Regions from separate parts of the Homo sapiens genome. Here region 2 is linked to region 1. A link is a loop called in an ENCODE intact Hi-C map of the cell type or tissue named here. Cell type or tissue: OCI-LY7. All regions are shown on one strand. Links, peaks and the distances in the headings refer to the core of each region. The heading gives the core; the rest is flanking DNA.

Region 1 (10,600 bases), core at 1,199-9,198:
CCCCATCTCTATTTAAAAAAAAAAAAAAAAAATTTAAATAGTTTTTTTTTTTTAAAGGGCACACAGAATGACAGCCCTAAGAGGCAGGCAGGTGCTAGGGTGCTGGGTAAGGGTCCTGATTCTCTGCCTAAGCCCAGAGTCCTATGGGATCCCAGGCCAATTAGAGATCTCTCAGGGACTCAGGTACCCCATACCCAGCTGCCCCTGCTAAGGCCAGGGATGCAGGACCTGTCCCTGGTCCACTGGGCCGATGTCTTCTCTCCAGCACCGCCTTGTCAATAATCATGCCATTGACAACACCCACAAACAAAAGGGCTACCCGATACCTGTTCTCTCATCCAATCATTCAAACAGCACTCCCAGCCGGAGCAGTGGCTCATGCCTGTAATCCCAGCATTTTGGGAGGCCGAGTTGGGTGGATCACGAGGTCAGGAGTTCGAGACCAGCCTGATCAACATGGGGAAACCCCATCTCTACTAAAAATACAAAAAATTAGACGGGTGTGGTAGCAGGCGCCTGTAGTCCCAGCTCCTCAGGAGGCTGTGGCAGGAGGATCTCTTGAACTCAGGAGGCAGAGGTTGCAGTGAACCGAGATCAGCCTGACCAACATGGTAAAGCCCTGTCTGTACTAAAAATACAAAAATTAGCCAGGCGTGGTGGCGCACGCCTGTAATCCCAGCTACTCAGGAGGCTGAGGCAGGAGAATTGCTTGAACCCGGGAGGTAGAGGTTGCAGTGAGCCAAGATTGTGCCACTATATACTCTAGCCTGGGCGACAGAGCAAGACTCCATTTCAAAAAATAAATAAATAAGTAAAATACAACCAACAATAAAAAAACAGCTCTCCCACACAGGCATCAGGTCTCTGCTCTCCCGTCTGTAAAATGGACCTAATGGGCTTAATAGGCCGGGCACAGTGGCTCATGCCTGTAATCCCAGCACTTTGGGAGGTCAAGGTGGGACGATCGCTTGAGCCTAGCAGTTCAAGACCAGCCTGGGACACATGGTGAAACCCCAACTCCACCAAAAACGAATACAGTAGTTAACCGGGCGTGATGGTGTGCACCTGTAGTCGCAGCTACTCAGGAGGCTGAGGTGGGAGAATGGCTTGAGCCTGGGAGGCGGAGGTTGCAGTGAGCTGAGATTGCACCACTGCACTCCAGTCTGGGCGACAGAGCAAGACCCTGTCTCAAAAAAAAGGGCCTAACAGTCCCTCCCCCGGGCAGGGCTGGCTCTGAGGCTGAAGTGAGCTGAGTGTGCACTGGGCTGTGGTAAGCACCCTGTGTGTTTGTGGTCATCACTAGGATTTGTTGGCCAAAGAGAAAAGTCTCAGGGACAGAGAGGTAGTGAGCTGGTGGCAGACAGTCCCGAGAGGCAGGCTCTCCTCATCCAGACCCTCTGGCATCTGCCTTGGCTGGTTAAAGTGGGAGGCTCAGGTGCGACCCCAGCCTAGAAGGCCCACTCTGTGCAGGCTGGGCACCCTCGTGCCTGGATTCAGATGCCTTCCCCAGAGTGTCCAGGAAGAGCAGACTCGCTGACCTCATCTGTACAATGGGCAAAGTACTGTAAGGACTGGATGGGGTCCTGTGACTAGAGACGCCTCTGGCTGAACCTGTCTCCTCCTGGGCTGAACACAGCAGCCGCAGGATTCGGGATGACGGTCAGACCTGGCCCCGCAGGAGGAAGTGGAGGGAGAGTGGCTGGGGAGGGCCGGAAGAGCCCTAAGCCTGCAGCAGGAGCTCCAGGGCTGCAACCTTCCAGGAACCACGAGCACCTACAGGACACCTGGGAGGAGGAAGGAGGAAGGAGGGAGGAGGGAGAAGGAAGTACCTAGCGCCCAACATCCAGAACCTGTCAAAGCCAGAGAAGACAGAGGAGCTTGGAGGTCTGCAGGCCCATTCCTTTGCAGGCAGAAAATCAAAGTGAGGCTCTAGAGAAATCCAGAATCTGCTCACGACCCCGGGGAAGCCAGGCCTGCAGAGCCCCTACATTGAGGGGCATGGCTGCAGAAATGCAGAAGAAAAGGCCCCAACAGCCCCAGGTCCCCCCGCTCTGGGAAATTTTTTTTGTGGAGATGGGGTCTTGCTATGTTGCCCAGGCTGGTCTCGAACTCCTGCCCTCAGGTGATCTTCCCACCTCCACCTCCCAAACTGTTGGGATTACAGCTGTGAGCCACCATGCCCGGCCTGCTCCTGTAATTATTAATGAGCCTACTGTGTACCAGGGATACAGTGCTGAGTAGATCACACTAGGCCCTGAACTCAGGGCTCACTCCGGTGGGAAAGCGGGTAGTTCATGAATGATGAGATAATCTGTCGTCACAAGCAAGTGATGGAAGTGGGTGCGGAAGAGGGGGTCTCTGAGCTGAGCCGGAGGAGGACTGGAAGGTGGTCTGTGGCATGGGGTGTCAGGCTGAAAGGAGAGGAAACAGCTCATACAAATGCCCTGTGACAGTGACAAGAAGAAGCCCTGAGCGTTTGAGAAACAACAGGGAAGCCAGGTGACCTGGGACCCACCAGCCCCAGCTCAGCGATGACAACAGAGGGGCACATGAAGTGGCCAGAGTGGCTGGGACGTCAGCCCAGCAGCCCTCAGCCCCGACCCCGGCATGTTCCTTACCTTCATGGGCGTGGGCGGCCCACAGCTGCACCATGGGCAGGTTGCTAGGGGTTGGGGAGCGGAAAGACAGGTCAGAGGGCAGTGGCACTGGGCTCCCATGGGACGAGGCCGAGGGCCCCATCCCGCTGGCCACAAAGCTGCCCAAGAAGGCCTCGCCTGCAGAGAGAAGTTGGGAGGACCGTCAGGCAGACAACCAGGGAGGCGCCGCCGCCCCAGCCCACCGCCCCGACCCACCGCCCCGAGACCGCCGCCTCTCCCCAGCTGTGTGGAGCTGATGCTGGCCAGGAGACCAAAGAGGGTTCCCCTGCTCCGGCCCCACCCCTGGGCTGCAAGATGGTCCTGGATCAACCCAACCAGACCCAGGGCTTGAGAAAGCACAATACGGCAGGAAGCCCCCCACAGCAGACCCTCAGCCCTGGGCACCCCGCACCCTCGGAGGAGGGCCTTCCACCCCTGCCGCCCAACCAGCCCAGATCCGGCCCGGCACCATTCTCCCCATCTGCAGGTGGAATCCTGAAGTCGGTGGCGCACTGGGACTTCCAGAGGCCACAGGGCAAGGCGGTGGGGGACTTACAGGCGGGGGGCTCATATGCTGAGCTCTGCAGGCCCAGAGAGGACACCCACCCTCCAGCCAGAGAATCACCTCCCACAGCAGCCCTAGCCAGCCCCGTGTGCCCATTTCACAGAAAAAGAAGGTGAGGCTCAGAGATGGGAAGTGCCAGGTCACACAGCCAGAAAGCAGGGACTCAGAATGCAGCCCTGCAGGGTGTCCCCCAGCCCATGGCTGGCACCACCGAGCCACAGTGGCTTAGGGAATGAATCCGTGATGAATGGAGCGGCAGGCGTGGGGGCCGCTAAGGGAGCCCCGTGGAGGGCAACCCCTCCAGACAGCAGGCCCCACCCCGGGGTCACTGCCAATAGGGGCCACGGGGCAGACTGCTGCTCAGAAACATGATGGAAATCAGCAGGGCCTGGGTGGAAGCCACAGCCAGCCCCGCCATGCCCCACGTGGCCAGGCCCACATCGGACAGGGTGCCTCCCAGCTGCCACCCAGGGGCTCTGTCCCACGAGCCCCAAACGCCATCCCCTCTAAGGGAAGACCCTGGCAGGCCTCTGGGTCACAGGTCAGAGAGAAGCATGCAGGCCCTGGCGCACGGGGCTTCCCTTACCAGGTCTCGGTTTGCACATCAACAAAATGGAGATAAACATGCCTCCCTTCGGGAATGATAGGGAAGGAAGCATGTGTTTAACCACAATGACAATATAATGAGGCCGAACACGGTGGCTCAAGCCTATAATCCCAGCACTCTGGGAGGCCAAGGCAGGCGAATCACAAGGTCAGGAGTTAGAGACCAGCCTCACCAACATGGTGAAACCCCGCCCCTACTAAAAAGACAAATACAAAAAATTAGCTGGATGTGGTGGCGGGCACCTGTAGTCCCAGCTACACGGGAGGCTGAGGCAGGAGAATCGCTTGAAGCTGGGAGGCGGAGGTTGCAGTGAGCTGAGATCGCTCCACTGCACTCCAGCCTGGGCGACAGAGAGAGACTCCGTCTCAAAAAAAAAAAAAAAATGCTAAAAATTAGCTGGGCGTGGTGGCGGGCACCTGTAATTTTAGCTACTCGGGAGGCTGAGGCAGGAGAATCACTTGAAGCCCGGAGGCGGAGGTTGCAGTGAGCCGAGATCGCTCCACTGCACTCCAGCCTGGGCGACAGAGAGAGACTCTGTCTCAAAAAAAAAAAAAAAAAAATGCAAAAAATTAGCTGGGCGTGGTGGCAGGCACCTGTAATTTTAGCTACTCGGGAGGCTGAGGCAGGAGAATCACTTGAACCCAGGAGGTGGAGGTTGCAGTGAGCTGAGATCGTGCCACTGCACTCCCGCCTGGGCAACAGAGTGAGACTCCGTCTCAAAAAAAAACAATATAATGATAAATAATGACAACAGGCCGGGCAAGGTGGCTCTCGCCTATAGTCTCTGGAGGCTGAGGCGAGAGGATGGGTTGAGCCCAGGAGCTGGGAGACTGCAGTGAGCTGTGACTGCAATTACAACACTGCACTCCAATCCAGGCGACAGAACAAGACCTGGACTCAAAATATAAATAATAACAATAACCAGCCATGGCACCCATTCGCTAAAAGCTGGAATGCACCAGGCACCGTGCAGCTGATTTCAAATCCTCCCAGCAACACCCTCAGGAGGTGGCAGCAAAGCACCTCCAGCTGGGTGCTACCACTGGCCAGCCCCCAGCGGAGGGATTCCGTGTGTACCCTAGAGCTACCTCCTTTAAGGCCCTGTGTTGTGAGCACTGTTTACAGGGGGCATGGATAAGTTATGTGGCTTTGCAGGAGATGTGGGCTCCTAGATGGCCCCGGTCCAGCCTGTGGGAGCTCACAGATCCCAGTCCAGCCTCTGAGTCCCCAGTGCCTCCCTTCTCCCCAATAAAGGGCCTGTATACAAGTGCTCACTGACCGCCTCCCAGGGGCACAGGATCCCAGAATATCCAACCCATCTTCTTTGGGGTACATGTGGGGAAACTGAGGCAAAGAAGGGCAGGGCCTCCACCTTGGGCCCCAAAGACAGGAGTGGGCAGAGCAGCAAGGGGTGCCCTCGGGCCACACGCCATCACCACCACCCCGTGTCCGGCCCCCAACACTCCAGTCCAGCCAGGCCCAGCCCCCTCACCGGACTCCAGCGCCAAGCCCTCGGGCCCCGGGGCCTCGGTGGCCAGTCAGTTCATCCATGCGGCCCAAGCCGGGGCAGCAGGGCCTCCAAGCCCTGCTGAGCCCCGGGCTTCCGCCTTGCTGTGGCAGGCGGGTGGGTAGAAGGCTCCGGAAGCCAGCAGCCAGGGTTTGCGCAAGAGCTTACATCAGCCGCCAGCTCTTCCTGCCGCAGGCTGCACGGAAGCCTAATGGCCCAGGCCGGCCCCTGCCCGGGCTTGTGAAACCCGCCCAGCAGCACCCAGGCCCGGATGCCAGCCAACGGCTCCTGCCCACCACAGGGCTCAATGGCACCCAAAGCCCCTCCTCCCAGGCTGGGCGGGGCAGCCGGGAACCCCCAGCATCCCCAGCAAGGCAGTGCCGTTCTCAGTGCCTCAGTCTGCCACTCTGTAAAATGGACACACAATCCCCACTCAGCTATGGCGATGAGGCCAGCGTGCCACCCCCCTCACCTCACTCTCCAGAACAAACAAACTTCTCCCTGGTCACGTCAGGAGCCTGCCCCTTTCCCGCCTGGCCCGTCAGGCACGAACTCCCAGGCCTCCTAGAATGCTCCTCCTTCACTCCCACCTCGGGTCTCCCTGGGCCCCAGAGAAGCCTCCAACAGCCACACGACCCAAGCAGGCCCCAAGTGACCTGTGACCACCCACAACCCCTCGGAAACAGATCTGCCAGCCTCCTTGTGGATTTCATGCCTCTGTCTTCCCCGAGAGACAGTTCCCTCCTTGAGGGCGGGGACTATCTTCCTTACTTCCTGCCATATCACAGTGGCTGGAACCTGCCACCTGTGACCTGCCACCCAGGACATACTTCTATTTGGGATTACCCAATTGCACGAGTGTTGTTTCTTTTTTTAGAGACAGGGTCTCACTCTGTTCAATTCACCCAGGCTGCAGTGCAGTGGCTCGATCATAGCTCGCTGCAGCCTCCAACTCCTGAGCTCAATCAATCCTCCAGCCTCAGCCTCTTGGGTAGCTGGGACCACAGGCACACATCATCAGGCCCAGCAAAAAAAAATTTTTTTTTTTTTGAGATGGGAGTTTCGCTCTTGTTGCCCAGGGTGGAGTGCAATGGCGCGATCTCGGCTCACCGCACCTTCCGCCACCCGGGTTCAAGTGTTTCTCCTGCCTCAGCCTCCCAAGTAGCTGGGATTACAGGTATACCCCACGACGCCTGGCTAATTTTGTATTTTTAGTAAAGATGAGGTTTCTCAATGTTGGTCAGGCTGGTCTCGAACTCCCAACCTCAGGTGATCCACCCGCCTCATCCTCCCAAAGTGCTGGGATTACAGGCGTGAGCCACCGTGCCTGGCCACCCAGCTAATTTTTTTCTTTTTCTTTTTTGCAGAGATGAGGTCTTGCGATGTTGCCCAGGCTGGTCTCAAACTGCAGGCCTCAAGCAATCCTCCTGCCTTGGCCTCCCAAAGTGCTGGGATTACAGGCATGAGCCACCGTGCCCGGCCTCTTTTCTTTTTTTTAAAGACAGGGTCTCTCTCTGTTCACCCAGGCTGTAGTGCAGTGGCTCAATCATAGCTCACTACAGCCTCCAACTCCTGAGCTCAATCAATCCTCCAGCCTCAGCCTCCTGGGTAGCAGGGACCACAGGCACACACCATCACACCCCACTAATTTTTTTCTTTCTCTTTTTTGTAGAGATGGGGTCTTACTATGTTGCCCAGGCTGGTCTCAAACTCCTGGCCTCGTGCGATCCTCCTGCCTTGGCCTCCCAAAGTGCTGGGATTACAGGCATGAGCCACCCTGTCCAGCCATAAATGTGATTTCCAATGTTCCCAGGGCCAACGCAAAGAGATACACATTAGGGTGAGGAGAGGATCAAGGCATCCCGCAACTCACAAAAGAGGCTCTAAAATAAACCCCGAAGAAGCACAGCCCATGCCAGGCCATCCTGCCTGGTCTCCTTCCATCTCTAGACTATACTCCAAGCCCCCACAGTGCCCCCCTGCCCCACCCACTGCTCACACCCACACCCAAGGACCGAGCAGTTGCCATCCCCCCGTTTCACCAAGAAGGATGCAAGCCTCAGGGTGCCAGGGGGCACTGAGTTAGGCCCAGAGCTCACTGGCCTCTCGAAAGACTTGACTGGAATCCCTCATACCAACCTGCGGTATGGGGGTCTCCCTGCCTCTCGCCCTAGGCTGAGCTCAAGACCTGGCTCCCCAAATCAAGTAACTGGCTGCCGCCTACTCACCCCAGTTATTATCTCACCCGACACCTTAGAAGCTAAGACCAATGACCGTCAAAACCTAAAACACACACCTGGGCACAGTGGCTCACACCTATAATCCCAGCACTTTGGGAGGACGAGGCGGGCAGATCACTTGAGGCCAGGAGTTCAGCCTGGCAGACATGGTAAAACCCCATCTCTACCAATAATACAAAATTAGCCGGGCGTGGTGGCACACAACTGTAATCCCAGCTACTCAGGAGGCTGAGGCAGGGGAATTGCTTGAACCCAGGAGGCAGAGGCTGCAGTGAGCCAAGATCGCGCCACTGCACTCCAGCCTGGGCAACAGTGCGACACTGTGTCTCAAAAACAAAAACAAAAAAACCTAAAACACACAGCCGGCACGATGGCTCACACCTATAATACCAGCACTTTGGGAGGCCTAGGCGGGTGGATCGTGGATCACTTGAGGTCAGGAGTTCGAGACCAGCCTGGCCAACATGGCGAAAACCACCCCCCGCCCCCGCCCCGTCTCTACTATAAATACAAAAATTAGCTGGGCGTGGTGGCAGGCGCCTATAGTCCCAGCTACCTGGGGAGCTGAGGTGGTGCGATCATGACTCACTGCAGCCTCAACCTCCCGGGCTCAAGCAATCGCCCCACCTTTGCCTCCTGAGTAGCTGGGACTGCAGGTGTGCACCACCATGTACAGCTCATTTTTATTTTTTCTTTTTCGTAGAGTCAGGATCTCACTATGTTGCGAAGTCTGGGGTCTAGAATTCCTGGGCTCAAGCGATCCTCCCACCTCGGCCTCCCAAAGTGCTGGGATGACAGACCTGAGCCATTGAGCCTGGTCTATGATTATTGTTATTATTTATGGTTACAAACCCTGGAGCTCAGAGAAGCTAAAAGCACCTACTACAAGGTCAGAGTCCGTGTCTGCTTCTAGCCAAATGCCATTTGTCCTTGCTTAAAACAAAAATTCAGAGCTGGGAGTGGTGGCTCATGCCTGTAATCACAGCACTTTGGGAGGCAGAGGCGGGCGGATCACCTGAGGTCAGGGGTTCTAGACCAGCCTGACCAACATGGTGAAACTCCGTCTCTATTTAAAATACAAAAATTAGCCGGGCATGGTGTCGTGTCCCTATAGTCCCAGCTACTCGGGAGGTTTTTAGGAAGGAGAATCACTTGAACCTAGGAGGTGGAAGGTGCAGTGAGCCGAGATCACGCCACTGCACTCCAGCCTGGGCGACAGAGTGAGACTCTCTCTCAAATAAATAAATATTCAATTTTGAAACCATAGATAGCTGGTGATTACACAGGATGAATACACCAAACACCACTAAAGTATACACATTTCAAATGGTTAATTGTATGCCACGTGAATTTCACCTCCATGAAAAAAATGCAAGCTGTAGCCTGGCGTGGTGGCTCACACCTTTAATCTCAGCACTACCAGAGGTCAAGGTGGGCAGCAGATCACTTCAGCCCAGGAGTTCAAGACCAGCCTGGGCTGATAGAGACTCTTATCTCTACAAAAAAATACAAAAAAATTAACCGGGTGTGGTGGTGCACGCCTGTAACCCAGCTACCCTGGAAGCTGAGGTGGGAGGATTGCTCGAGCACAGGAGGCTGAGGCTGCAGTGAGCTGAGATTTCGTGCAGCCTGGGAGACAGAGCAAGACCCTGTCTCAAAAAAAATTTATTAAAAATTAAAACTAAGGCCAGGTGCGGTGGCTCACGCCTGTAATCCCAATGCTTTGGGAGGCCGAGTGACTCACCCACCATGTCTGGCCCACCAATGCAATCTTCCCTCTGCAACAGTAGTTGCTGGGGACCCTTCTAGAAACTGTATGGTGGGCACCTGAAGTCCTCCCTGGTTCGAGTCGGGGGGGGGCGGGGGGGCTGCATGTGATCATGATAGGGATATAAGTTCCTTAAACAGCAAAGAACCAGAAGGCTTTGTCACTGCCAATGGGCTAGTCCAGAGTAGCTCCGGCCCACCTCTGCCCCTCGCCCTGAATCAGGTCCTCCCTCCAGATATACAGGGAAGACCCTGCACACTCCCGCCTGTCTATACCCTAACTCCTTCACTCCCTTCTCTTACAGCTCAGCCTTCCCTGTCCTTTTTCACATTGCAACTTACCCTGCCACGCCCTTTCCTGAAATGTTTTTCTCCACTGCTTATCACCTGTTATCACAGGTGTTAGTTCCTTATTGTCTCTGCCCACTGAAGACAGCAAGCTTTTCTTTGAAAGGGTGTCTGCTGCCTGTTGCCAGGAAAGCACCCAGACAGTAAACGATTGGGCGTTGCTCTGTACCAATAAAACTTTATTTACAAAAACAAGACGTGGGCCACATTTGGCTAGACTGCTCACCCCAGCATTACTAGGTATGCTACGAGTTATTTTTTATTCCTAGTCCTATGCTGCACATCGGAGGTACTCAAGTAGTATTTACGGTAGGAACTGGGCACAGTGGCTCATGCCTGTAATCTCAACACTTTGGAAGGCCAAAGTGGGAGGACCGCCGGGAGCTTAAGAACGGCCTGGTTGGCCGGGCGTGGTGGCTCACACCTGTAATCCCAGCACTTTGGGAGGCCGAGGCGGGCAGCTCACAAGGTCAGCAGATCAAGACCATCCTGGCTAACACGGTGAAACCCCGTCTCTACTAAAAACAAAAAGAAAAAATTAGCTGGGCGTGGTGGCGGGCCCCTGTAGTCCCAGCTACTCCGGAGGCTGAGGCAGGAGAACGGCATGAACCCGGGAGGCGGAGCATGCCGTGAGCTGAGATCATGCCACTGTACTCCAGCCTGGGCAACACAGCGAGACTCTGTCTCAAAAAAAAAAAAAAAAAAAAAAAGAACAGCCTGGGCAACAGAGCAAGACCCCATCCCAAAAAAATTTTTTTTAGGCCAGGCACAGTGACTCATGCCTGTAATCCCAGCACTTTGGGAGGCCAAGGCAGGCAGATCACTTGAGGTCAGGAGTTTGAGACCAGCCTGGGCAACACGGTGAAACTCCATCTCTACAAAAATTAAAAACAATTAGCCATGCATGGCGGTGTGGGCCTGTAATCCCAG
Region 2 (10,600 bases), core at 1,531-9,530, 66 kb before region 1:
CTCCCGGGTTCACGCCATTCTCCTGCCTCAGCCTCCCGAGTAGCTGGGACTACAGGCACCCGCCACCACACCTGGCTAATGTTTTTGTATTTTCAGTAGAGACGGGGTTTTACCGTGTTTGCGAGGATGGTCTCGATCTCCTGACCTTGTGATCTGCCCGCCTCGGCCTCCCAAAGTGCTGGGATTACAGGCATGAGCAAACGCGCCCTGCAATTTTTTTTTTTTTTTTTTTTTTTTTTTTTAGAGACAAGGTCTCGCTCTGTTGCCCAGGCCAGAGGACTGTGGCACCATCACCACTAAATGCAGCCTCGACCTCCTGGGCTCACGTTATCCTCCTACCTCAGCCTCCTGAGTAGCTGGACTACAGGTGCACACCACCACACCCAGCTAAGTTTTTATTTTTTTAGAGACAGGGTCTTGCTATGTTGCCCAGGCTGGTCTCAAACTCCTGGTCTCAAGCAATCCTCCCGCCTTGGCCTTCCAAAGTGCTGGGATTACAGGCTGTTTTTAACGTGTATTATCTTATTACTAGTATATATTACTTGTTGCCCCGTCTGCCCAAAAAAGACACCACTGAAGTGTATATATGTTGCAAGTTCCTCTCCAGTGACCCTCCTACCAACTCCACAGAGTCAGCTACTAGTAACAGCATGGTGTATCCTTCTAGAACTTTCCACAAGCACACACAACCGTGTAAATATGAAGGCTACGCAGACACAACCATGCACACACAGTATTTTAAAAAAAAAAAAGTGGGAATTTACCAACAGTCCTGCTTTGCAACGTTTCCCCTCAACATGACTGATACATATGAAAGGAGCTTCATTTTAACAGCAGCCTATTGAGCCAAGGTATGGAGAAACCCTAATGCACTTACTTTAACCACCCCCGCGATGAGAAGGGCCTGTAGGCTGCCTCCGTTTTTTCACTCTCTGTTTTGTTGTTGTTTTTGAGACAGGGTCTGGCTGTGTTGCCCAGGCTGGAGTGCCATGGCACAATGACAGCTGACTGATAGCCTCAACCTCCTGGGCTCAAGCAATCCTCCTGCCTCAGCCTCCCAAGTAGCTTGGACTACAGACATGTACCGCCATGCCCAGCTAAAAAATCTACACTTTCTAAAAGGGACACGTCTAAAACAAATGGCCATTAGCTGGGCATGGTGGCGGGTGCCTGTAATCTCAGCTACTCGGGTGGCTGAGGCAGAATCATCACTTGCACCCGGTAGGCGGAGGTTGCAGTGAGCCGAGATCGCGCCACCACACTCCAGCCTGGGCAAAAAAGAGCAAAACTCCGTCTCAAAAATAAAATAAAATTAAGGAAAAAAAAAAAAAGGCCAGGTGCAGTGGCTCCTGCCTGTAATCCCAGCACTTTGGGAGGCCGAGGCGGGCGGATCACGAGGTCAGGAGATCGAGACCATCCTGGCTAACACGGTGAAACCCCATCTCTACTAAAAATATAAAAAAGTAGCTGGGCATGGTGGCACACGCCTGTAGTCCCAGCTACTCGGGAGGCTGAGGCAGGAGAATCGCTTGAACCAGGAGACGGACGTTACAGTGAGCCGACATCGTGCCACTGCACTCCAGCCTGGGCGACAGAGTGAGACTCTGTGTCAAAAAACAAACAAACAACAACAACCACCAAAACAAATGGCCAAGGCCAGGAGAGGTAGAAAAGTAATAAATAAAGATAACAATGGTCAAATGCTACCAAGACAACAACAGAAGTCACAGCGTCCATATCCAAAATGAAAGTCAAAGCAGAGAGCATTAAAAGAAACAAAAAATGGTATGTTCTAGGGAAAAAGAATATACAGTTTAATCCCCATTTTGGGGGGGAAAAATATATATGTGTGTGTTTGTGCGTGTGTGTGTGTGTGTGTGTGTGTGTGTGTGTGTGTGTGTCTGTGTGTTTTATTTTCTTGTTGCTGCTGAACTCTTTAATGCAAGTCATCCTTCTGGAATCAGAGGCATCTTAGGCGCTGAAAGAATGTTAGTGGCGCTGTCCCCTTATCTCTGGGATCCGTCATTAAGCAGATAGCTGCAGCTCCTGGTACATGTCCCTGCAGCTGTACCCACAGGGAAACAAAAGGAAATGACAGCAGAAAAAAAAAGGCCTGAATGGATTTTTCTTTTCTTTATCTTCCAAATTACTGTTATAATCAGATAAAGCCAGTAACTGTTTCTTTCCCTTTGATCTGAAAACCCACGGCTGGGTGCCTTCCCCTACTTTTTTGTAAAAAAAACATAAAGTAAATAAGAAAATAACTTCCGACGTGATAGAAGTTCTGTATGCAAAACAGAGACGCTGCCTGCTTTGGTAACTATGACAGCAAAACACCATCACCACCCAAACCACCAACCGCCAGCAGGGTCAGTGGCAGGAGACAGGCAGGCAGTGGGATGGCATTCAACCATTTAAAAATACTGACAGCCAGGCGCGGTGGCTCACGCCTGTAATCCCAGCACTTCGGGAAGCCAAGGCAGGCGGATCACTTGAGGCCAGGAGTTCGAGACCAGCCCAGCCAACATGGTGAAACCCCGTCTCTACTAAAAATACAAAAATTAGGCGTGAGGGCACGAGCCTGTAATCCCAGCTACTCTGGAGGCTGAGACAAGAGAATCACTTGAACCCGGGAGGCAGAGGTTGCAGTGAGCTGAGGTTGCACCACTGTACTCCAGCCTGGGCCACAAGAGTGAGACTCTGTCGCAAAAAACAAAAAAAATACTGATGTCCAGGTGTGGTGGCTCACGCCTGTAATCCCAACGCTTCGGGAGGCCAAGGCAGGAGGACTGCTTGAGCCCAGGAGTTCAAGACCATCCTGGGCAACATAAGGAGACCCCACCCCATCTGCACGAAAATAATTTTTTTTTAATTAGTCAGACGTGGTGGTATACACCTGTAATCCCAGCACTTTGGGAGGTCGAGGCAGGAGGATCACTTGAGCCCAAGAGTTTGAAACCAGCCTGGGCAACACAGTGAGACCACCTTCCCCGCCGCCGCCTTTTTTTTTTTTTTGAGACAGAGTCTCGCTCTGCCACCCAGGCTGGAGTGCAGTGGCACAATCTCGGCTCACTGCAACCTCCGCCTCCTGGGTTCGAGCGATTCTTCTGCCTCGGCCTCCCGAGTAGCTAGGACTACAGGTGACCGCCACCACACCCGGCTACTTTTTTGTATTTTTTTAGTAGAGGCGGGGTTTCACCATATTGGCTAGGCTGGTCTCGAACTCCTGACCTCGTGATCCACCCGCCTCGGCCTCCCAAAGTGCTGGGATTACAGGTATGAGCCATTGCGCCCGGCTGAGACCACCGTCTCTTATTAAAAGAAAAATTAGCAAGGTGTGTTGGTGTGCCACTGTGGTCCCACCTACTCAGAGGAGACTGAGGCAGGAAAACTGCTCGAACTTGGAAATTTGAGGCTGCAGTCAGCTACAATCACCACTGCACTCCAGACTGGGAAACAGAGCAAGACTCTGTCTCTTATAAATAAATACAATAAAAATATTGATAGAAGGCCAGGCGTGGTGGCTCATGCCTATAATCGCAACACATTGGGAGGCTGAGGTGGGCCGATCACCTGAGGTCAGGAGTTCGAGACGAGACTGGCCAACATGGCGAAACCTTGTCTCTACTAAAAATACAAAAGTGAGCCGAGCATGGTGGTGAGCGCCTGTGATCCCAGCTACTCGGGAGGCTGAGGCAAGAGAATCGCTTTAATCTGGGAGGCAGAGGTTTCAGCGAGCCAAGATCTCACCACTGTACTCCAGTCTGGGCAGTAGGACAGATTCTGTCTTTAAAAAAAAAAAAAAGATAGAAAATAAAAGTAAAAGCCCATCCCATGTGGCAGTACACATGATATAACACAGACTGAACTAAGTCTGAAAAGCAGAATACAGCCAGGAGCGGTGGCCCACAACTGTAATCCCAGCACTTTGGGAGGCTGAGGTGGGCAGATCATTTGAGGTCAGGAGTTCAAGATCAGCCTGACCAACATGGTGAAACCATGTTTCTACTAAAATACAAAAATTAGCTGGGCATGGTGGTGGGCACCTGTAATCTCAGCTACTTGGGAGGCTGAGGCAGGAGAACTGCTTGAACCTGGGAGGCGGAGGTTGCAGTGAGCCGAGTTTGTGCCACTGCACTTCAGCCTGGGCGACACAGTGAGACTCCGTCTCAAAAAAAAAAAAAAAAAAAAAAAAAGGATAGCTATCTGTCCAAGGTTACAGCAGGGAATGATCAATAGAGTTGGGCTTTGAACACTGGGGACGTAGCTTTAGCTTCAGTTCTGGCTCCTTAACCACTGGACTACATTGCCTCTTTGGGCCTTTCCCAAGAGTTCCTTCTGTTGGAGGCCCAGGGTTTCCAATTCCTGGCATCTGAACAGCTGAATACCCAGCTATTATATCCAGCTATAATACCAGAGGCTCACCCAGTGTCTGCCTTTTGATACTGTAGCAGGAACCTGGAACAGAACAGATTCATTGTTGACAAATGGAGGCTCAGACACCCAAGGAAAATCACCCCACATCTCAGCATCCCAAGAACAGACACTGTTAATGTGTGGTAGGTGCCCCCCAACACACCCAGCTAATTTTTTTATTTTTAGTAGAAACGGAGTTTCACCATGTTGACCAGGCTGGTCTTGAACTCCTGACCTCAGGTGATCTGCCCACCTCGGCCTCCCAAAGTGCTAGGATTACAGGAATGAGCCACTGCAAACAGCCTTTTTCTTTATTTTGAGACAGAGTTGTGGGTTCTGTTGCCTAGGCTGGAGTGAGGCAGTATGATCATAGCTCACTGCAGCCTTCACCTCCTGGGCTCAAGCAATCCCCCTGCCCCAGCTTCCAGAGTAGGTGGGACTATAGGCACTGATCACCACCACTCCCAGCTAATTGTTTTTTTGTTGTTTTTTTTTTTTGGTAGAGGCAGGGTCTTGCTGTGTTGCCCAGGCCAGTCTCAAAACTCCTGGCCTCAAGGGATCCTCCCACCTCAAAGTGCTGGGATTGCAGGCGTGAGCCACCGCAGCCAGTCTGGTGCCTGTCCATATGTGAGCCACCTATAGAGAGCGGTTCATAGGAGAAACCCACTTCACACAGTCCTGCATGGTAAGTGTGTGAAGTGAAGGGGTTAGAACATGTCTGGGCCTACTATGTGCTACCTGGTAGCATTATTATTTTATTTTTGGAGACAGAGTCTCACTCTGTCGCCCAGGCTGGAGTGCAGTGGCACAATCTCAGCTCACTGCAACCTCCGCCTTCCGGGCTCAAGAGATTCTCCTGCCTCAGCCTCCTGAGTAGCTGGGATTACAGGCACCCGCCACCATGCCTGGCTAATTTTTGTATTTTTTAGTAGAGACAGGATTTCGTCATGTTGGCCAGGCTGGTCTCAAACTCCTGACCTCAAGTGATCCACCCACCTTGGCCTCCCAAAGTGCTGGGATTACAGGTGTGTGCCACCGTGCCCGGCTGAATCATTATTATTATTGTGACTAATTGTGACACCTGTCCTGCAAGGCCTTCAAAAACCTGAGATGGCCTCTGCCACCAGGAGACAAGAGCACAAATCCAAGGTGCCTATGGATGGTGCTTACACTGGCCCCTTCCTCACTACTACCCCTTTGTCAGGAAATCAATGTGACTCTCATCTTTTTTGTGATCTTCTCTAGAATGTCACCCTTATTTGAGGGTTCCTCCTATATCAAGGGCTCAGGGTGGAGAGGTATTTTGACAGAATACCGTCAAAACCTAGCTGTTAAGTCTGAACGCATCCAAATAGGAGGAGGAAGCAACTGGCCCTCAGCTTCCTAGTGGCCAGTGCAAAAAGGGTAACAGGCCCGATTATAAAGTTGTCTAAAAGCAAGTTTTCTTAATCTGGGGTGTTCATAGAGAGAATTTAGGAAATCTGTAAATGGGTAGGAAAGAAAATCCCACCTGCATTTTCACATTTTAACCTCTAAAAAAAAAATGGGGTTTTCCTTCAGGTGAGAGTGGAGGCCACAAACCACAAAAGTACCAGCAGCGCCGGTGAAACCACAGAGTCTTGCAGCAACGGAAACCACAGAGACTTGCAGCACACAATAGTTACTCCAGGGACCTTAAAACATCCTTTACACTGCTTCAGAAGTACAGCACTAGCCGGGTGCAGTGGCTCACGCCTGGAATCTCAACACTTTGAGAGGCTGAGGCAGGAGAACAGAGTTTGAGACCAGCCTGGGCAATGCAGCAAGACCTTGTCTATACTTAAAATTTAAAAATTAGCTGGGCACGGTGGTATGCACCTGTAGTCCCAGCTACTCAGGAGGCTGAGGTGGGAGGGCTGCTTGAGCCCAAGAGTTCAAGGTTGCAGTGAGCCATGATCACAGCACTGCACTCCAGCCTGGGTGACAGAGTGAGACTCTGTCTCTAAAATATAAAATAATAAAATTTTAAGTACGGTATTTACTAGACCCATTGGCAGATGTGTTTATTAATTAAATACATCCCTAAAGGAATGTATAGGTACCATATCACAGAAGGGTCTTTTCAATATTTTGATAACTATGGTCACTATCACTGTCTTCCTTTGGGGTCCCAGGTATCTTATTCACTTTTTAAAGTCGTCTTCTGAGACAGGAGAAAAGAGAGTAAGGACCTCTGTAAGATACGGGTGGTCAAGCATGGTGGCTCATGCCTGTAATCTCAGCATTTTGGGAGGTTGGGGCAGAAGAATCACTAAAGGTCAGGAGTTCAAGATCAGCCTGGGCAACATAGCGAGATCCCCTCTCTACAAACAATAAATTAGCCAGGTGCAGTGACATGTGTCTGAAGATCCAGCTATTTGGGAGGCTGAGGCAGGAGGACTGCTAGAGGCCAGGAGGTAAAGGCTGCAGTGAGCCATGATCAGGCCACTGCGCTCCAGCCTGGTGACAGAGCAAGAGTTGACTCTTAAGAAACAAAGGAACAGGTGCCCAGCTCCTGCTGTGGCTAAGTCCTAGCAGGGGCTCCGGGCGGGCCTGGAGCCGAGTACATGGTTATTAACAGTGAAGCCGCTTCCCTAGGCTGGGAGGGGAGAGGGCCCCTCCCTCACGGAACCCCAGGGACCCTTCTGCGGCACCCCCTCCCAGCGCGGCCCCTACCTTCCTGGGGTCCTTCCTGTCCTTTGCACGCCCGGCGTCCTTGCGCGGGCTCAGGGGGCCGCCCTTGGCGCAGCGGCTGGTCTTGGTGGCGGGCGCGGTGCTGACGGGCGCAGGTGCAGCAGCCGAGGCGTCGTGCAGGAAGATGCGCTCGCTGCGGCGCCGCGTCCACAGGTCGTCGTCGCTGGCCTCGGGCCCCGCCTCGAAGCCAGGCTCCTTGGGGCCCCGCAGCTTCCGGGCCTTGCGCCCCTTCTCCACCGCCAGCTTGGCCTTGTCTGGGCTGCTGGGGTCGGGACCGCGGGCGCCAGGCGTGGGTGCGGCCAGGGAGGGTCCCGGCTCCCCCAGCCCCTTCTTGGGCCGCAGCAGCCCCGCAGGCGACCGCTTGCGCACCTTGACCTCGCTCTCTGAGTCGGTGTACTCGAACTCTGTGCCTGAACGCGGGAGGAGGGCGTGCTGGTCACAGCCTCGTGGGGACCCCTTCCCTCCCACCCAGCCACATGGACACCATTCCTCCCCGGCGGGACCTCCCCGCCAATGGCAGCGCTTCTGCCCGTTTCCAGGAGAGGAAACTGAGGCCCAGAGGAGAAAGACTCATCGGGACCACGCCTGTCCCTACGCCTGTCCCTACGCCGCCTCGGCTGCCCGGACGCTGCTCCCAGCCCCTTGCCCCATGGGAAGATCCTGGGCCCCTTGAGCTCCTCCAAAACCCCATGTGACTTGTGGAAATCCCAGAAGCCAGGGCAGCTGGGCAGGACGGGCCCCACACCTGCAGGGCAGCAGCCCTCTAAGGCAGGCAGGCGGGGAAACCCGCAGAGAATCCCCAAGCCCCGCTCGCCTTCTCTCCCCCGTTCTTGGTGCTGCCTGTCGGAACTGGGTGGTCCCAGGAATCGTCCACTCCCACTGCCCTCTCTACACGACATGGCCACCCCAGCAGCCCTCCTCCCACCCCAGGCCCCACCCATTGCACAGCCAAGGCCCTGCTTCCCTCTGTCCTGGATCCTGGGTCCCAGCTCCCGGGCTGCTTGAATGCACAGCCTCTGAGCACAGCCACCCAGCACTCGCCCAGCACCCACCATCCCCACTCATTCCCAGCTGCAAGCTTTGCTCTCTGCCATCCCCTATGCACAAAGCACCAGCTCCCCCGACCTCTCCTTGGAACGGCGCTAAGTCCTTCAGAAGGAGACCCACCCCACAACCCGGGAAGTCCTCTATGGCCGCACCTCTGTTGTCACAGGCAATGCCACACCTTCGCATTTCTGTCCATGCCCAGGTCCCAGCTTATCCCAGCCTGCCCTGACCCTGGGAAGCAGATCCGAGTTCTCTGGGATCTCCAGCTCAAGCCCCAGGTCAGAGCTGGTGTCCAGGAAAAGAGTGTGAGTGAGGCGTAGATGGCACTGCTCCCCAGGACAGGGGCTCCAAGGTGCCTTCACTCAGGGATGCAATCTCTATGACAGTCCCTTGCGTTAACAACCTCAGGGAGAGCCAGTGGTCTGCCTTAAATCCTCCAGCACAGGAGCCGAAAAGCCAAGGCCCAATCCCAGGCCTACTGACCCCGGGGGGCAGCCGTGAGAGGCTTGCTCTGCACTGCCCCGGTAGATGAAGCCACAGCAACAGGGGCTGGCGGGGGCTGCCCAGTGGGAAAAAGTCACCAGCAAAGTGTAATAATCCTATTAATTAACTTTTTTTTTTTTTTCTTGAGACGGAGTCTCGCTTTGTCGCCCAGGCTGGAGTGCAGTGGCGTGATCTCGGCTCACTGCAAGCTCCGCTTCCCGGGTTCATGCCATTCTCCTGCCTCAGCCTCCTGAGTAGCTGGGACTACAGGTGCCCGCCACCACGCCTGGCATTTTTTTTTTTTTTTTTAGTAGAGACGGGGTTTCACCGTGTTAGGCAGGCTGGTCTCGAACTCCTGACCTTGTGATCTGCCTGCCTCGGCCTCCCAAAGTGCTGGGATTACAGGTGTGATCATTAATCTTTTGCTAACAAGACTTTCCAACTTTCCACTGTGCAAGGAGGCAGCAAGGGGCTTTTGAGGCTGATGTGGGTGCAGGCCACAGGCATGAGCGCTCTGCTCTGGGTATGACAGAATGAGGTACCACCCCGTAACAGTCCCCCCAGAGATCCACTGGAACACCTGGCGTACGTAATCCTTCACAGGCCCATTGTGTATGGTGCAGGGAGGGACAGTAGACAGAGAGGAGGCTCACGTGGAAGGCAGAGAGTGAAGTCACAGGAGGCAGATCTCCCTGCACCCTCTACCCTGGCACTAGACACGGTCTTCTTGGCACACACAGCAGGGAAGGTGGGGCCCACATAGAAAAGAAATAGAGTCCCGCTGACCTCAGCACCAGGAAAGAGAAGTCTAGAAACTGGCAACACAGAAGAGAATAGAAAGCGAGCCAGTGGCCAGGCACAGTGGCTCACAACTGTAATCCCAGCCCTTTGGGAGGTCAAGGCGGGCGGATCACCTGAGGTCAGGAGTTCAAGACCATCCTGGCTAACATGGTGAGAAACCTGTCTCTGCTAAAAATACAAAAATTAGCCGGGCATGGTGGCGGGTGCCTATAGTCCCAGCTACTCGGGAGGCTTAGGCAGGAGAATCACTTGGACCCGGAGGTGGAGGCTGCAGTGAGCAGACATTGCACCACTGCACTACAGCCTGGGCCACAGAGTGAGAATCTGTCTCAAAAAAAAAAAAAAAAAAAAAAATTTGGCCAGGCACAGTGGCTCACACCTGTAATCTCAACACTTTGGGAGGCCAATTTGGGCAGATCACAAGGTCAGGAGTTCAAGACCAGCCTGGCCAACATGGTGAAACACCATCTCTGATAAAAATACAAAAATTAGCCAGGCATGGTGGTGGGCACTGTAGTCCCAGCTACTCAAGAGGCTGAGGCAGGAAATTGCCTGAACCAGGAGGCAGAGGTTGCAGTGAGCTGAGATCGCGCCACTGCACTCCAGTCTGGGTGACAGAGTGAGACTCCGTCTAGAAAAAAAAAAAAAAAAATTAGAAAGGGAGCCAGAGAGAGGTCCCCATGCTCTCTCTCTCCCCAGTGTCTCTAAATGGCCCTGAAACTACCTATACACAGAATAGACTCCAAGCAGCCCAGGGCTCAGCAAAAAGTGATCTGAACAGAGGCCAGAGATACCACCTAAGAAACTGGACTTCAAGTCCCACCAAGGAAATATCTGCTAAAACAAAGGAGATCATATTCACTGGAAAAAAAAAAAAAAAAAAAAAAAGGCATTCTGACTCTCCACAACCTCAGCCCCACAATGTCCAAGATACAGTCCGCAATTACTAGACAAGGCCATTCACAGTGGCTCACACCTATAATCCCAGCACTTTGGGAGGCCAAGGCGGGCAGATCACTTGAGGTGAGGAGTTTGAGACCAGCCTGGCCAACATGGCAAAACCCCATCTCTACAAAAAATACAAAAATTATCTGGGCGTGGTGGCATGCATCTGTAATTCCAGCTACTTGGGATGCTGAGG

The links. Peaks named below come from ENCODE experiments on the same cell type or tissue, not always from the same donor. Only the 100,000 strongest peaks of a DNase experiment are listed, where the experiment ranks them.
Region 2: a loop joins it to region 1, with 2.0 times the contacts of the local background. A loop is called at or near these places in 3 of 110 quality-filtered maps.

Annotation. Positions count from the first base shown.
Region 1 is chr7:5,391,822-5,402,421 of GRCh38, forward strand. TNRC18 (trinucleotide repeat containing 18) reads right to left here. Exons shown (of 30, transcript NM_001080495.3): 3 at 2,619-2,774. Among named protein-coding and RNA genes, the nearest start is that of TNRC18-AS1, 22 kb to the right of the region's middle. RefSeq lists enhancers at 5,811-6,180, 9,603-10,104. In OCI-LY7, for the core only: CTCF peaks have their summits at 4,819 (motif pointing right) and 5,018; DNase peaks (open chromatin) are centred at 4,840, 5,500 and 6,080; H3K4me3 peaks cover 1,725 bases; H3K27ac peaks cover 1,763 bases.
Region 2 is chr7:5,325,512-5,336,111 of GRCh38, forward strand. TNRC18 (trinucleotide repeat containing 18) reads right to left here. Exons shown (of 30, transcript NM_001080495.3): 19 at 7,111-7,538. Among named protein-coding and RNA genes, the nearest start is that of SLC29A4, 48 kb to the left of the region's middle. In OCI-LY7, for the core only: no CTCF peak of the experiment used is centred there; DNase peaks (open chromatin) are centred at 2,340 and 6,050; H3K4me3 peaks cover 742 bases; H3K27ac peaks cover 1,195 bases.